2 separate regions of the Homo sapiens genome follow, and region 2 is linked to region 1. A link is a loop called in an ENCODE intact Hi-C map of the cell type or tissue named here. Cell type or tissue: GM12878. All regions are shown on one strand. Each heading gives the region's core, and the rest is flanking DNA. Links, peaks and the distances in the headings are about the cores only.

What was found. Peaks named below come from ENCODE experiments on the same cell type or tissue, not always from the same donor. Only the 100,000 strongest peaks of a DNase experiment are listed, where the experiment ranks them.
Region 2: a loop joins it to region 1, with 2.3 times the contacts of the local background. A loop is called at or near these places in 3 of 110 quality-filtered maps.

What each region holds. Positions count from the first base shown.
Region 1 is chr7:41,880,231-41,883,046 of GRCh38, reverse strand. No RefSeq gene overlaps it. Among named protein-coding and RNA genes, the nearest start is that of INHBA, 180 kb to the right of the region's middle. RefSeq lists an enhancer at 1,059-1,608. In GM12878, for the core only: no CTCF peak of the experiment used is centred there; a DNase peak (open chromatin) is centred at 1,166; H3K4me3 peaks cover 811 bases; H3K27ac peaks cover 1,871 bases.
Region 2 is chr7:41,808,970-41,811,785 of GRCh38, reverse strand. No RefSeq gene overlaps it. Among named protein-coding and RNA genes, the nearest start is that of INHBA, 110 kb to the right of the region's middle. In GM12878, for the core only: no CTCF peak of the experiment used is centred there; a DNase peak (open chromatin) is centred at 1,415; H3K27ac peaks cover 1,055 bases.

The sequences.
Region 1 (2,816 bases), core at 107-2,606:
AGATCGAGTGCCTGGCGGGGAGTAATCCCTAGACTGCGGATCTCAAATGTTTGGTGGGGTTTCCCCTACTGCTGGCTTTCATGTTCTCAGGGCATCATTACTGCGGTGGTGCAGCCGTAATGATGGGAAAGTGCCTGCTTTCTCTTTTCCCCCAGGGCCCCAGGGTCATATCTATGGGCTGGCAGACATGTTTTCTCCTTTCTCTTTCCTGTTTGCATTCACCTTGTGATTTTACTGATTTGGGGGTTCAGAGTGGGAAATCAGGCCAAAAATATATACATTCGAGATTTAAAAACTGAGTTATATCCAGCTTCCCCTTGCAATTTGAAATTATACTCCTCTTTCCATCTCTGTGTAAGTATGGGTTTTGACCAGTTTACGGAAAAAGTATATATTGGATCAAAAAGAGGCAATAGTTGGGTGTGACCTGGGAGCCAAAGTATCTAGACACATCTTAATGGGTGGCCTCATTCGTAAGAACAAAGAGAAAGATCCCTTGCTGACTGAGTAGAGGAGAAACAGACATCCTCTGGAGCTGAGGCTGGCAGGGGACGCTACAGCGAGCCGGCCAGTATGAGTTCACAGCCCAGGTCACACACCCTCCCCTCTGCTTGGCAGCAAGCACTATGCCTGGCACAAGTTATTAAGTGTTGTTCAATGTTTTGGATAAATTAAGAGGGGCAAGTGCCAGACTAGATGGTGCCACATTTTTAACTCTGTCCTCTTCCAAACTGTAATCATCTTGGTTCCACCTGCTAATTACCATTCGAATGTATCCCTTCCACTACAATGGCATTGCCTCGCCTCTGATCCTTGGCTTCTACAGCTATTTACTATTACTCCAGATTGGGGTCCTCAGCTGCAGTCAGACCACCAGATAGATCTGTGAGTCCTCAGAGAAAGATCTACCTGTTAGCTAATAAACTAATAAACTTCAGCTCAGGGCCTCACTTGCACGGTCCCTTACAAGAGCTGGGGGAAGACCTTGCAATGTGTTCACATGGTCATATATTTTTGTAAAATGTATTAAAAGTGAGCTATATTTAGCCATAATTGGTTAAGACTGCTTCCCCTTTCTGTTTCGACTTCCCCTCTGTGCACCTACTGTTAGGGTGTCAGCGTCGTCACCAGCACTTTGGGGCCCCAGCTAAAAGGAAGTTGAGTTGCGAATATATTTAGTTTGGGTTCAGTAGGGGATATTTTTGTGGTTGGTAGTTGTTTCTGAATGCAGTTAAGTTATTACTAGTCATCCTGGTGTAGGAACGGCTTCTAGGAATACTCCTACGGCCCCCTGCACTGACGCACCCAGCCTCGTGACAGGAAGTGGAGGGTCAAACGTCATCTGGTGATATGAATTTGTCCTGCAGCATCTGACACCAGACGTTTATGCAGAATCAAGGAGAAGCAAAGTTTGAAATATACAAAGCAGGAAGCTGGTCTCTGGAAAATTCTTCCAAAGTCAGATATGTAAAATCGTAAGCAGAGGACTTTGTTTTCAATGACAGCTAGTCAAAACAGAAGTTGTCTCCTTTCAGGAATATAGCACGCCATGCTGTGTATACAATTATACAGGCCTCATACATTTTCCTTTCCTCCTTGATGAGAATTCTGCAAAAGAGATTTATTGGAATTCTCATGTTTTAACCTATGGTTGTGGTATTTATCATCATTCTAAAGTTCTATTTTTTTTGAGGTTTATCTTCTCATTCTAAATAACTGTTCAGTTTTATACCTAATTATATATTCTTGGTTTTGAATTTTTTTGCTTAAGAAGGGCTCCTCAAATTGTATAACATCAGGTTCCAGAAGATCTGTGTAAGCCACTGACTGTCCCTGGGGTTGTAGTCAGCCTGGTCTTCTCTTTTTTCTAAATTGAGACGGAGTTTCACTCTTGTTGCCCAGGCTAGAGTGCAGTGGCTCTATCTCGGCTCACTGCAACATCTGCCTCCCAGGTTCAAGTGATTCTCCTGCCTCAGCTTTCCAGATAGCTGGGATTACAGGCATCCACCATCACACCCGCTAATTTTTTGTATTTTTAGTAGAGACAGGGTTTCACCATGTTGGCCAGGCTGGTCTCAAACTCCTGACCTCAGGTGATCCACCTGCCTTGGCCTTCCAAAGTGCTGGGATTACAGGCATGAACCATTACGCCTGGCCAGGCTGGTCTTCTTAAAGCAGAAGGCTAGTAGGTGACGGCCCCCTAATTGGAATACTTTGACAACCTTTATCCTTCATAAACTGACATCCACTGCCCTCCTCCTACCTTTCTCATGCTATAGACCAGCCATGTGCACACTGACAGCTCCTGGGACACACAGCTTCATTGTTCGCCCCTCACCTCCTTTGACCATGTGGATCCCTGTAATCCCAATGACTACTTCAGTATTTGTTAGATAATCTTCTGTTTGTCTTTCAAAATACAGCAAAGGCAGAAAATAATGCAGGTGAGGTGAAAACCTGCCAGCATTAGAGTTGGCATAGGGTAGACTGCAGGGCCATGAGTGTTCACAGCTGGCCTCCTTGAGCCAGCCTTTGTAGGCTTATAGGGCCTGGAGCTCAACCATCAGTGGGAAATCTGGCATATACCCCTGGTGCCTGGCCCCTTTCTTGACAAAGAGTGAGTGCCAAATCCGTGTTGTGAAAGGCATCCATGAGACATCCCACTGTGGGTCCACCACCTAAAGCTCTGCAGCAGGAAGGATGTTGGTCTGGACTCTGTCCAGGCCTCTGGACTTTGCTTTTCCCTTCCCCCGACCTTCTGGTTTCTCCCCAGTCTATGTCACACGGTGCTCTGCAGTGTCTGTCTGGTCTGGTTA
Region 2 (2,816 bases), core at 190-2,689, 71 kb after region 1:
CTACCCACAGCAAACAGAGTAGCAGCAACTATCTGTTTAATTAGTCAATACTTTCATCACTCCTTTCATCTCACCAGCTATGAGAGATGGACTAAATAAGCAGGAAAAATAAGTTGAAATTATGTAACTGTCCTTACTGCATCTGGCTAGATCTAACTTTCTAGGAGAGGATGTATACAAACGAAAAAAAAAAAAGCAATCTTAGTAAAATTAAATATGATGTATGACCTCGTGTTCTAGACCAGCACTTTACACAATTTAATGTGCACCCACATCACCTGGGGAAGAATCTTGTTAAAATGCAGATTCTGATTCAGTAGATTTAGGGTGGGATCTCAGATCCTACCTTTCGACAAGCTCCCAGGTGATGTTGATGCTACTGTCTGAGGACCACACTTAGAATAGCCAGGAACTAAGAGATGTTTAACTTCTCTTTCACATATTTTTTTTGAGATGGAGTCGCACTCTATTGCCCAGGCTGGAGTGCAGTGGCACAGTCTGGGCTTACTGCAATCTCCGCCTCCTGGGTTCAAGCGATTCTCTTGCCTCAGCCTCCCGAGTACTTGGGATTACAGGCGTGTGCCACCATGCCCAGCTAATTTTTGTATTTTTAGTAGAGACGGGGTTTCACCCTGTTGGCCAGGCTGGTCTCAAACTCTTGACCTCAAGTGATCCACCCACCTCGGCCTCCCGAAATGCTAGGAGGATTACAGGCCGGCCTCTTTTACCGTTCTTTATATGGCTACACTGCCAACCATTAGGACCTCTGAGATTAAAAGATGAAAACAAAAAGTAACTGGCGCTTAGGTTTGCTAGTTATTAGCCCTTGTGATAAAGATTTAGTGAGAGAAGCTACTAGACCACTGCTTCTTCAATGTTACAGTGCATAGGAATCACCTGGGAACTTGTTAAAGTGCAGATTCTAATTGAGTAGGTAGGGGTGGAGTCTGAAAAGCCACATTGTAACAAGCTCCTGGGTAGCATTGAAGTTGCTGGTCCAAGGATCCAACTTCAGAGTAGTCAGGGTCTCTAGACAACAGAATTTACAAAAATTCACCCCACACCCCTTTTTTTTTGTTAGTCTCTGTTTAATTTTCTGATGAAGATGAAGAAAAGACATGTAGTCAAAATCTTAATTTTTATTTAAATGGGATAATTGCTGAGATTCTGGAGAAGGGAAGATGTGATGGAGGGGGTGGGATGGAGGGTTTGGCATCAGGAGGGAGAGCACTGGGTTCCCGTGGGTTTACACTCTTCCTCACGTGGGTTCACATGCTCATTATTTCACTATGGGTGTGCCTGCCCTGTGGCCTTGCAGCCTGGAGGTGTCTAGACTGGTCGTCACTCCGCTGCATGTCCCAGGGCACGTAGAAGGCTGAGAACAAATAATTTTAGCTCAGGGAGTTCCCTGCATAATAAGAGCTACCTCTTTTTCTTCCCACTTTGAATAAATAGAAGTCAGCGGGACTTTGGTCACCTCTCACTTCTGCCCAATTCAAGTTTCTATCTGCACGTGTGCACACATATCATCTGAAGGCAAACGGAAAGGCTGGGTTCTGTCAGACCCCAGTACAGAGCAACTCTTCATTTCCTAGACTGGCAGTGGCAACCGAGTGCAGTTTTCCATATGTACCTAAGCACTGTTCCCCGTAAATTCATCGGGTGAATCCTCCCCCGACACCCCATCATCCCCCTCCAATGTCACTGTGTGACTTCCGGCTTCAGTCTGGGCTCTAACTGTTGGACACTGACTGTTGAAGGAAAGCAATATAGAAAAGGTCCAAGATCAAGGTGATCAGCAGGCTGTGATGTTTCATCCCTTTGCTCACCTTCTCACTTCATACCCATATACTTCAGATGATCTATTGTTTCTGTGCTGAACACACAGACACACACACACACACCAGCTTTCTCTGTTTATTTCTTCTTAAATTGTATTGCACAAATGTGAAAACCAAAAAACATCCCACTTCCTCACTAGGCAGTTGAAATTTTCCTGATGACAATCCTAAGTAACCACAACAGGGAATGAGTTAACATTTCAGTTGGGAGGATTTCCCCACCTCTCCTCTCCTGTCAATGAGGCATGAAGTTCCCAGTTGATTTCTCCATCTGGCCCAACAATTCCTGGAAACCTGATTCCAAAGAAGGCAATGAGAAGATGTGAAAGAGTTGCCTGGGCAAGGGAGGTGGAGGCACGAGGTCAATGGGGACTGGTGGCTCTCTCATGAGTTCAGGGGTGAGGGCCTGCTGCCAATTTTTAAAACTTTGCCACTAGCTTGGAATACAAGCTGAATTAAAATAAAATAAAATAAAATAAAATAAAATGAAATGAGGGAATGCAGAGGAGTTGCAGTTCCTCATTGGAAACATTTTCAGCATGAAAATTTCAAAGATTGGCCTCATACATGAAATCTCAAATGACTTCTGATAAAACGCAATCCACAATTTTAGCAGGAAGGACTTTGCTAAGCTTACTCATATACATACACAAGATAAAAAAACAGCCACAGCAAGATATAATTTCTTAAGTGTTGAAGGGCAGACATCTCTTACCACTCTTTAATCTTTCTCAGGATTTATCCAAGAGGGTGGGCTGCATTGTCTCAGAGAGGAGAAGTCAATCAGTGTTTTCAGAACTTACGTACCAATTTAGCTTTTCCCAACTGTGTGAGGAAAATTCTTGGAAGTGTAATTACTTGTGGGTCAGGTTACCATGTCATATTTAATAGAATTGTGCAAAGGAAACTCTAGCAATAAGAGGCAGGGAGTTATCGTTAATAGTGATGTGGGAGATCAAGATGATCGAGGCTTCT